Linked DNA regions of Homo sapiens: region 2 is linked to region 1. The links are chromatin contacts, found by Hi-C or POLR2A ChIA-PET in ENCODE. All regions are on one chromosome and are shown on one strand. The core of a region is the stretch at or near the end of the contact, and the rest is flanking DNA. Distances in the headings are between cores, read along the strand shown.

Evidence for each region. Hi-C counts contacts between places; a loop is a spot of excess contacts on that map. ChIA-PET counts read pairs that join two places held with the same protein, here RNA polymerase II (POLR2A). Pooled maps may share reads with other maps.
Region 2: a loop to region 1 is called in a pooled map, with 4 times the contacts of the local background. The contact joins the promoter of LINC01347 here to the enhancer-like site in region 1. A Hi-C loop is called at or near these places in 5 of 37 single-sample maps with no recorded cell type and 7 of 50 pooled maps. POLR2A ChIA-PET finds 5 or more read pairs at or near these places in 1 of 52 experiments (A673).

The regions. Positions count from the first base shown.
Region 1 is chr1:243,310,549-243,316,641 of GRCh38, forward strand. The region is part of intron 8 of SDCCAG8 (SHH signaling and ciliogenesis regulator SDCCAG8); the gene reads left to right. Among named protein-coding and RNA genes, the nearest start is that of MIR4677, 33 kb to the right of the region's middle. RefSeq lists a silencer at 5,819-6,093. Within about 2 kb of position 2,888, at least 5 of the 41 ENCODE cell types and tissues checked have a DNase peak (open chromatin) inside an H3K27ac peak, as active enhancers do.
Region 2 is chr1:243,100,320-243,106,126 of GRCh38, forward strand. LINC01347 (long intergenic non-protein coding RNA 1347) reads right to left here and starts at 1,425. Exons shown (of 18, transcript NR_029401.1): 1 at 1,067-1,425.

The sequences.
Region 1 (6,093 bases), core at 1,638-4,137:
GAAATAAATATAAAAAATATCTTATAATTGTGGGTTATAGTCCTAAGGATGACGTGAAAAGTGGAAGTCATAAGGGAAAAAAAGATACATTTGTTTCTATTAAAAAATAAATTCCCTTACAATAAAACATTACATATTCAGTTAAAAGGCTGAGAAAAAATATTTGCACTATACATGACAAAAGACCAATAGAATAAATTTCCTTTGAAACAAACAAAAAGGACAAGCTGCCTAGTTGCAAAGTAGGTAAAGAATAGAAATCAGTGAGCAATAAAAGAGGAAGATGTCAGCATATGAAAATGTATTTATTCTATTAGTATTTGAGGAAATACAATAAAAAAATTAAAGAACAACCCGTCAGACTGACAAAATAGAACAAGATTGATAATTTCAAGAGTTGGTGAGGTCATGAGTACACAAGTATTTTCACTCTGCTGGTGGGTTCATAAATTGGTGGAAATACTTTGGAAGTAAATTAGTCCTGTCCATTCATATTCAAATTGTGCACTTCACTTTTCAAAATCTACCCTCAAGAAAAAACTCAAGTACATGCATAATGGGGTATGTATAGGGAATGCTTTTTGCAGCATTGTTTATAATTATGTGAACAACCTAAATATCGTTCAAAGGAGAGTAACTAAACATGGTTTAGATAAACTATGTCATTTTGTGCATAGTATGAAAAACGGAAGTAGTTCTATGTGTATTAATGTTGGACCATCTCCAAAATATATTGTTGCAAGAAAACAAAACAAAATGGCTAAAGATAAATCTAGTATGAAACCTTTTGTATTTTTTAAGTCCATATACAACCATACTACATTTTTCCCCTTCGAGGTTCATAGATATGCACAGAAAAATATTTGAAAGTGTAAACACTAAATATTTAACAGAGATAACCACTAGAGAGGTGGACGAAGGCAATGAAATTGAAAGGGTGTCAAATAGGCCTTTAACAATATTGGTAACTAATTTTGCAAGGAGAATATAATTTAAAAATTAATTTTAGAAAGAGGAAAGCATATTAAAAGTTGCAAATAAAAAGAGGCAGAGCTTAAAACTAGGTAGTCTAGCAAAACTAATAAGCCAGGCATAGTGGCTCATGCCTGTAATCCCAGCACTTTGGGAGCCTGATGCAGGAGGATCACTTGAGGCCAGGTGTTTGAGACCAGTCTGGGCAACATAGGGAAACCCTGTCTCTACAAAAAATTTAAAAATTAAAAAAAAAAACTCAGCCAAGAAATAACAAGTTATTATGTTGCCTTTTATATTATCCTTCTAGATTATGAAAAAATATTTTTAAAGGAAGCTATAATGTTTTGGTTACTTCCAAGCCTGGCAGTCATTCAGAAATTAAGATTCTTGATCAGTTATGTATTCCTTTGTCTCTATCCTAAATTTGAGCTCTTAGCCTCTTAAAGTAAATGTCAACCTACTTAGTTCAATTTTCTGCCTTGTCAGCATATCATTGTCTCATGTTCTGCATTAATGACAGAAAGGATATTAAACCTATTAACACTGAGCGGATTCTGCTTTTATTGTCAATGAATTCTTCTTCTGTATCATTCTCTTGGCCTAACTTAACTAATGCAGAGTGCTGAATATTGAGTGCTATGCTAACTTTGAAGAGTGTCCAGCACCTTTTGGGTTTGGATTTCTAGTTTTATGTATAGTTAGAAGCCTGCCCCCTCCATAAGCTGTTATCATATTACCTGAATGACTTTAACATGGAATGTTTAAAAATGATACCTTAAATATGATAAATCAAAAGTTTCCTTGTAAATGTGGTATTGTGACAGCAGCTTTCAGCTCCTTTGTTGCATCCTTTAGCATTTACTATTTTGAATATATATTCATGAAACAAGAATGGCTTGATGGCCAGGCATGGTGGCTCACACCTGTAATCCCAGCACTTTGGGAGGCTGAGGCAGGTGGATCAGTTGAGATCAGGAGTTTGAGACCAGCCTGGCCATCATGGTGAAACCCCATCTCTACTAAAAATACAAAAATAGCTGGATGTGTTGGTGCACGCCTGTAATCCCAGTTACCTGGGAGGCTGAGGCAGGAGAATTGCTTGAACCTGGGAGGCGGAGGTTGCAGTGAGCCAAGATTGCGCCACTGCACTTCAGCCTGGGCAACAGAGGAAGAACCTGTCTCCAAAAAAAAAAAAAAAAAAATAATGGCTTGTACAGTTGACAAGGAGGGGATCAGGCATGACTTGGAGACCAGGCCACCCATATGTTTCTGGTGGTTTCTTAGGACTCAAGGACTTTTTGGAGAATATACTTAACAACTATTGATGACATTGGATATATTTTTTATGTTGATTTGAAGTCTTCATATTGTTTCCGACCTTTCGCCTTTCACTTGGCCTCTTTATGCCATAAGGGAGGTAAGAGTAACAGTAACCTCTTTTTCTTGCTTAATGATCAAAGTACCTTCACATGGTAACCAAGATGGAACTGCTTAAATTCCTTTCTGTAGCTCACAGTACCTTGGAGAAGTTTATACTTTTCAAAAAAGAGAAAAGATTCCAAGGGTACTTTTCTGGGGCTTTAGTCCAGCTTGTGATTTTGGAGTGGATCATTGGCCTGCTCTGCATAGCTGGCTTTAAAAGACTACAGCAGGAACTTCCCAGAAATGAGGAACAAAGAAATGTTGTAGTCAGCCTTCTAGACTTTCTTTTTAAAAACGGTGTAGTAACACTTATTAGTGATACCTAATAATGCTTAAAATTAATAATAACTGGAGTAATTTAGAAATTATAAGACATTTCTTAGCCACTCCACATTTCAAGGTGGAGCTCATGCATATACATTAGACCAACTCTTTTGCTTAAACACTTGGCTGAGATTGTTAAGGGACTTTCTCAGTCCTTTTGGCCCTGATTGCTGCGCTAAGTTTCTTAAATATTACATGCTCATTAGTGCGTGTAAGTACATGCTTTTCACCCCAGAACACTCATGATCTTTACGTCATCTTTCTGCCTCAGCTGCTCTTTCATCTGGATCATGGAATGTTGCAGGGTTAACACAGTGTTGCTGGCTTTGCGTCAAGAAGCTCCTTGATTACATTCATCAACACATTCACATGGTGTTTCCAAGCACTCATAGAACATTTGCCATGGAGGATGGTAATTTGGAGAACTGCCCTTTCACTCTCACATTGATATGCCACATGTGTCTGTACAGCTTCCCATTGTGAGAGCCTCATTCAGGTGTGGCTCTGGGCTGGACCTGTGGATTGCGGGATCTAGAGCAGGACTGTAGCTAACTGGGCAGTTACCCTGGGTGGCTGGAATCGGCTGTTTCTGAAAGGCAGATTATATAAGTAGCACTGTTAGTCCCAGGGGATAAGTGGGCTAAAAAATGAAAGCTCAGACAAGATGAAGCCAGATGGCCACAGGAATGGAGTAGGAAGCAAGGCCTTGTGTTGAGGAGAGGGGACTGCCAGCCCAGAGCTCTTTCTAAAAAAATTATTTGTGGGGTTGCTTGCTGCTATTTGTTATGTGGACTGGCTGAGTCAAAACAAAACCAAACCAAAACCAAGATTTAGTAACACCTGAGTGAATGAGTAGATAATCCTAAATTGCCAAAATGACTACCTACCTGCAAGCTTCCCAGGTGGGCTCAAAGCTACCTTGAAGCATGCGTTGCATTTGCCTTACAGAAAGGAGGAGTGTGTCAGCCCAGTGGTTACGTGGAGTTTGAGTGTAATCGTTTTGTGGTCTCACTGTTGAATGATGGGCCTAACAAGACATCTGTATATTGGAGTTTTATCTTTGATAATTTTCTGTGGTTCCATAGTCTAAATTTGGTGAGTTAATATTCTGAAACACTTTTGAACCAGAACGACTGAACTCTAGTTTCTAATTCAAAATAGGTAATGTTTTCAGTTTAGATCATGAAATATTAGAACTGAGAGGGAGCTTTACCTCACCTCTTTTGACACCATCCTATAGCAGACTCTTTATTCATTTATTTGTTTTCTTGTTGTTTATTCTGTTGAGCATCTACTGTGTGACAAACACTACTCTTGACAAGAGGATATTCTGAAAATAGATAAAGTCTATTAAACGTAAGTTTCCCATAAGCAGCAAGTTTGTTAGATTTTTATCCTGTTGTGGATCTGTCTGTTTGCATACTTATAAACACTGAGCTTTTTTGATCATTCTTTTTTGAGATGGAGTCTTGCTCTGTCACCTAGGCTAGAGTGCAGTGGCACGATCTCAGCTCACTGCAACTTCCACCTCCCAGGTTCAAGCAATTCTTGTGCCTCAGCCTCCCAAGTAGCTGGGACTACAGGTGCGCACTACCACACCCAGCTAATTTTTGTATTTTTAATAGAGACAGAGTTTCAGCATGTTGGTCAGGCTGGTCTGGAACTCCTGACCTCAAGTGATCCGCCCACCTCGGCCTCCCAAAGTGTTGGAATTACAGGCGTGAGCCACTGCGCCTGGCCTTTTTTGTTCATTCTTTTTCCTTGGAACTTTGGCTTTGGTGACTGCATGGTATCAGGAACAGATAAGAATCTCATTGAATAGTTACTTTTGCTCTTCATTAAGTCTTAGTGATTTAAGAAAGGTGACTGTAAGATGCCTATATTGACTTGCTGTCCTTAAAGAGTGAATTTTTCTTTTCTTTTAGAATCATAGATCCTAACTGGATTGCATATCCTTGATAAAGCTAGACCCCTTTTACGTTATAGAACTTTTATGGAAATGCAAATAGACACATATTCAATTTTGCTGGTGTTTATTTTTTTACTTAACTAGGATAATTTAATCTTGCCTTGATTCTTCCACTTTTTTACATAGTAATTGTGTTTGATTATATTCGATTAAAACAATTTACTTCTTTTTTCATTTCCTTGGAAGAAAAATTATTTTTATCAATTTAAAACAAATCAGGAAATTCTAAAGTGAAGATCACTCTGCTTCCATGAATTTTATATTTGCAGCAACTTATTCTTTTTTAAACAAAAAGGGCTTTTATGAAACTGCTAATAATTGTAACTTTGTTCAGTATTACATGTTTCTTCAAATGTGGCTGCTTTCCAAATACCACAAATAGTTTATTTTACCTTTAAGAGATGTTTTAAATTGAATCATTGGTTAATTCTGAAAGTAATTCAAGCAGAGTTTATAATCCTCTACACTATGACTCTTTAAAACTTGCTAATTAAAAAAAAATCATAGTTGGCCCTTTTCTCATAGTTTAGACCTTGGCAATGAAAAGGAAACTGCAAGCATTTATTTCAAATGAATTTGAAACCGTGGTTTAGTCTTCAACTCTTTAACAAAACAGGGAACACCATATGTAACAGTCCAGCATACATTTTTTGCTTTTTATGTCTTGAAAGTTTCCTGCCTCACTTTCTCTTTGTCTACTGGATATTTTTATTCAGTTGATAAATTGCAAATATCCTAGAATATTTTATATGGGACTTATTTAATCAATGAGATTGTATCCTTGCTATTTTACATGCCAGAGCATTTTGGCATTTGGTTCACTTCTACTCCCAATAAACAGCTTAGGATAGAGTACTTCTGAGAATTGCTGAAGAAGGGTGGGTCTTGGCAATGATCAAACCCAGTGGGATAAGATTGTGTTAAATTGTGAATGTTATATGCATAGCCAGGAGATTGGAGGAGTTCAACAGTACTAATCATTGAGCAACAACAAGTGTTCATAAGTAACTGAAAGAATGTAATTGAAAGAGAAGTGCAAAAAAGAGGATTGTGGAGAAAGATAAAAAGGAAAGGACATATATTTGTTCAAGTAAATGAGAGGAGAATCTGCTGCATGGACAAAGCCTCAGTCCTTCCTTAAAATGTTGACTGCTACCTTGATTTACAATTCGTACCTTCCCTACTTTGCTGCATTTTTCCTTTTCAGCACCTCCCCCCACTTTTAAAAAACTAATTTGCTCTTCTCTGGGCTTTCCCCTGCAGCCCTCTCCACAATAGATGATTGTCCCGCACAGATGCCGTCCTGCCACGAAGGCTCTTAGCCTTTCTGGCTGCTCCGCCCGCCGCTCGCCAAGTGAGGACAGAGGGTCTTTCTCTGGGGTGTGCTTTATTTCATATGTGCT
Region 2 (5,807 bases), core at 175-2,674, 210 kb before region 1:
GAAAGACAAAACTGCTTTTGTAAAGGACACTGTATTTCAGAAAAACATAATCATATTAACAAATAATAACACTGTAAAATGCTGATGTATTGAATGCTACTTTAGAAAAACATGCTCAAATCTAGGGAAAAAATTTGATACAAAACTCCGTATCAATTATCTAGCTAGCTAGCTAGCTAGCTAGCTAGAGACATGCTTTCATTCTATTGCTCAGGATGGGAAGCAGTGGGATTATCATAGCTCACTGCAGCCTTGAGCTCCTGGCCTCAAGTGATCCTCCTGCCTCAGCCTCCTAACTAGCTAGGGCCACAGGTGGACACAGTTATGCCTGGGTTTTTGTTTGTTTGTTTTGTAGAGACAGGGTGTCACTACATTGCCCAGGCTGGTGTCAAACTTTGGAGTCTCGCTGTGTCGCCCAGGCTGGGGTGCAGTGGTGCGATCTCGGCCCAATGCAACCTCCGCCTCCCGGGTTCAAGTAATTCTCCTTTATCAGCCTCCTAAGTAGCTGGGACTACAGGCATGCGCCACCACGGCCGGCTAATTTTTGTATTTTTTGTAGAGACTGGGTTTCACCATGGCCAGGCTGGTCTCCAACTCCTGACCTCAGGTGATCCACCCGCCTCGGCCTCCCAAAGTGTTGGGATTACAGGTGTCAGCCACTGAGCCTGGCGGAGCACTTTCTTATGTTATTAAGTAGCCTAACCCAGGTGGGGCGCTGTCCCTCACACCTGTAATCCCGACAACTCTGATGGCCAAGGTGAGAAGATCGCCTCAACTCAGGAGTTCGAAACTGGCCCGGGCAACATAGCGAGCCCCCACCCCACCCCATCTCTAGAAAAAAAATACAAAAATTAGGCCAGGTGCACACCGCGCCCGGCTAATTTTTGTATCTTCTGTAGAGACGGGGTTTCGTCATGTTGCCCAGGCTGGTCTCGAACTCCTGAGCCCAAGCCATCCATCCTCCCGCCTCGGCCTCCCAAAGTGCTGGGATTACAGTAGGGCCCAGCCAGCCTCATGTTTTATTGCACACCTGGATAGTTTTTTAATTTTTTTACACAGGGTTTACCTCAATCTCGCAGGCTGGAATGCTGTGGTGGGATCATAGCTCACTGGAGCCTTGAATCTTTGGGTTCAAGTAGCTGGGGGGCTGAGGTAGGACTACAGAGATGGGGTTGCGCCATGTTGCTAGGCTGCTCTTGGCCTGAAGGGTCCTCCCGCCTCGGCCGCGCCATAGTTTTCTATTTTTGACCAACATAAACACTGTGCTGGGTCTGAATTTTTCAGCTACCCTTCTTCAGCCGGCAACACACAGGACCTGGCGGGGAGGTCGCTCTCACCAGTCCCCACTCTGACGAGAAGACCGCCCAGCTCCAGGCACCGTAGCGCCCCAGTGACGTAGGCGAACACCCGCGCCTCTGACGTCGCCAAAGGCCCACCGCTATGGTGTCGGCGAAGGCGCGCCCTTGTGACGTCACGGAAGGCGCGCCCTTGTGACGTCACGGAAGGCGCGCCCTTGTGACGTCACGGAAGGCGCCCCTTGTGACGTCACGGAAGGCGCGCCCTTGTGACGTCACGGAAGCGCAAGAACCGCTTGAACCCGGGAGGCAGAGGTTGCAGTGAGCTGTGATCGCATCACTGCACTCCAGCCTGGGCCACACAGCAAGACTCTGTGTAAAAAAAATTATTTTAGGCCATCGAACTGTATACCTGAAATTAGCAAATTTTATTATATGTAAATTGTATCTCAATAAAGCTATTTTAAAATTATAAAACTTGGCTGGGCACGGTGGCTCACACCTGTAATCCCAGCACTTTGGGAGGAGAGGCAGGTCGATCACCTGAGGTCAGGAGTTTGAGACCAGCCTGGCCAACATGGTGAAACCCCTTCTCTACTAAAAAATACAAAAATTAGCTAGGCATGGTGGCGCTAGCCTGTAATCCCAGCTACTTGGGAGGCTGAGGCAGGAGAATGGCTTGAACCTGGGAGGCGGAGGTTGCAGAGAGCCGAGATGGCGCCACTGCACTCCAGCCTGGGCAACAGAGCGACACTCTGCCTCAAAAAAAAAAAAAAATTATAAAACTTAAAAAATAATGTTAATGATAACAGAAGTTTGAGAATCAGAGATAAATTGTGTAATGATTTTTAAAAAGGGGGCCCAATTTTTTTACGGTTCAGTTTCTAGAACAGGAGTTATTCACCTGTAAGTCATTTGACGAATAGAGAGATAATTTTTTAGCACTCTTTCCAATTACTAGCATGTGTTTTCTTTGTCCCAAATCATGTTTAACACATCATTTATACTAAAAATACTAATTAAAACAATTATGGCATACTTCTAATAATGTTAAAAGTGAGTAATAATACTTAACCTAAAAGGGTACATTTATAATACTACAGTTTCAAGTTTCAGAAAGCAGAGAGGGAAGGATATTTCAAGACTGGAATATTCCTGCCATTCCTTAAATCACATTCCTCAGCATCTATTCATTTAACAAATATTTATTAAAGACCTGCTACACTCCAAACTCTTTCTATATGCTTCTGATCCATCAATGAGCAGAAAACACAGATATGCATCAATTAGGTTAGTTTGCAGAATCTCAGTGGCTTCTAGCACAATAGTTCATTTCTGACCCATGAGACCTGACAATTACTGGTTAACTACAGCTCTGTGACAGATTGTCATCTTTCTAGGACCCAGCCTGATGGAGTAGCCATTATCTGCAACTCTGAATAAACACATTGTAGTTCAGTCACATTTTGGAATACTATTCAGCAATGAAAAGGAACAAGGTGTCATAAACTCAAAAATGGGTGAACTCAAAAATACTACTGCTAAGTGAAAGAAGTCAGATGCAAAAGGCATTATGGCAGGATAAAGAACATGGTAAACCACACGCTGGCTCCTGTAACTTCTGCCTACAAGTAACAATGCTTTTGCTTCTATGTCAGCAATCAGACCCAGTCACGTAGCCATGTCCAAGGCCAATGGGGTGGGGAAAGGATAATCCTCCTGAGAGGGTCAGAGTATGTATTTGAATAATAGCGCAGTTTACCGGTTACCTGTATATAGTAACATAGAAGGAAATAAGGGTTGTAGAAAAAAAGAATCGGGCGTGCAGGGTTGGAATGCAATGATACGGAGCAGGATGTGGTGTTAGACAGTTCTCAGTTCTTCAAACCCCGAGAAGACTTGAAGGAGGTGAGGGAGTTGGCTAAGCAAAATATGAGGAAAGAGCATTTGAAGAAGATGGAACATCTAGAGCAAAGACCTTGGAGTAAGCGTGCCTGAGATGCCGGAGGAGTGGTAAGGAAGCCGGGGTGGCTGGAGTAGATTAGAAGCACGTAGTAGCTACTCCTCCTACTGGAGGTCATCACAGCAATGGGGTGGGACAAACAAAGAGGACTTTGTCATCGTTGTAAGAACTTTAGTTTTTACACTGAGTGAAATGAGCTAGTACAGGGTTCTGAGCAGAGACTTATTATCTAAGTCACCTGTTGAAAGATCACTCTGGGACGGGCGCAGTGGCTCACGCCTGTAAGCAATCCCAGCACTTCAGGAGGCCGAGGCAGGCAGATCACAAGGTCAAGAGATAGAGACCATCCTGGCCAACATGGTGAAAACCCATCTGTACTAAAACTACAGAAATTAGCTGAGTGCGGTGGCGTGCACCTGTAGTCCCAGCTACTCAGGAGACTGAGGCAGGAGAATCGCTTGAACCTGGGGGGTGGAGGTTGCAGTGAGCCAAGTTTGTGCCACTGCACTCCAGCCTGGCGACAGGTGAGACTCCATCTCAAAAACAAAACAAAACAAAACAAAACAAAAACACCTTGGGCTGTGTACGGTGGCTCACACCTGTAATCCCAACACTTTGGGAGGCCAAGGTGGGCAGATGCCTTGAGTCCAGGAGTTTGAGACCAGCCTAGCAACATGGCAAAACCCTACCTCTACAAAAACTACAAAATAAATAGCTGGGCATGCTGGTGCCTGCCTGTGGTTCCAGCTACTCCAGAGGCTGAGGTGGGAGGATCGTTTGAGACCGGGGAGGTGGAAGTTGCAGTGAGTAGAGATGGTGCCACTGCACTCCAGCCTGGGTGACAGAGGAAGACCCTGTCTAAAAAAAAAAGATAACTCTGGCTATTATATTGGGGACAAAGGGAAGAAGCAGGGAGACCAATTAGGAGGCCATTGCAAGAATCCATGCAAATGTCAACGGTGATTCAGACCAGGGTGACAGCTGTGAGGGTGGTGAGAAGTGGCCAAATTCTGGATATTTTTAAAGGTCAAGTTCATGGCATTTCATGACAAATCGAATGTGGGTGTGAGAGAAAAATAGAGACAACGATGACTGTAAGGATTTTGTTTGTTTGTTTATTTGCTTACTTGGGTAACTGAAAAAACAAAGTTGGCTTAAGGACCTGAAGACGTTTTTCAAAGAAGACACCAAAATGTCCCACAAGTACATGAAAAGATGCGGAACATCATGAACCATCAAGGAAATGCAAATCAATACCACAATGAGACAGCACCTTATACATGTCAGGATGGCTACTATAGAAGACAAGCCATGACAAGGGTTGGTAAGGATGTGGAGAAAAGTGAACACTTCTAAGCTGTTAGTGGAAACATAAACTAGTACCCCATTATGGAAAACAATATGGAGCTGCTTCCTCCAAAAATTACAAATAGAACTACCATGAGATCCACCAATCCCACTTCTGATATATATCCACAGGAAACAACATCAGTATCTCAAAGAAATATCTGCACTCCCGTGTCCATGGCAGCACTATTCACAATAGCCAAGGTGTAGAATCAACCTGTCTGTCAACAGATGAATACAGAAAATGGAGTATATATACACAACAGAATAATATTCAGCCTTAAAAGAAGAAAATCCTATCATTTGACACAACATAGGTGAGCCCAGAGCACAGTATGTTCAGTGAAATAAAGAGTCAGAGAAAGAAATACTGGGTGACCTCACTCATTTGGAATCTAAAAAAGTCAAACTTAGAAGCAGAGATGAGAGGTGTGGTTGCCAGGGGCTGGGGAGTGAGAGAAATGGAGAGAGGTTGGTCAAATGGTACAAACTTTCAGATAGAAGATAAGTTCTGGAAATCTACTGTACAGCATGGTGTCTATGGTTACTGATTATTATATACTTGAGATTTGCTAAGAGAGAGCAGATCTTAAATGTTCTCACCACACACAGACACACACAGAAGGTAATTGTACACCAAAAAGTGTCTGAGACAGGCCTTGATCAATTTAGAGGTTCATGTTGCCAAGGTTGAGGATGCACTGGGAAAAAGAAACACAAGTTCCCATACAATCTGTGGCCCATGTATTTTCCAAAGAGGGTTTTGAAGACTTCAATATTTAAAGGGGAAAGAGCAGCAGGAGGGGAAAAAGGAAAGAAAAGAGTGGGTAGGTAGCCAGATAAGTGGTTATATTCTTGTGAAACTTTCATTAGTGCTTACTGAATTCACATGTTACATGTGAGAGGAGGGTATAGAGGAACAGTCAATTACACATTCTTGTCACGCTCAGTAAATCTGCATTTTACATAAGATAAAAATAGAGTAGAGAAAGAAGTCAAATATGCATTTGTTTTGGGGTGGGCAGAGGGATGATTTCTAGTCTTGTCTTTGTTCCACACCCGTGAAGATAAGCTGTTAGTTATCTTACATTGTCAGGGTGATCTGGTTTGGCTGTGTCCCCATCCTAATCTCATCTTGAATTCCCACACGTTGTGGGAGGGACCTGGTGGAAGGTGATTGAATCATGGGGGCAAGACTTTCC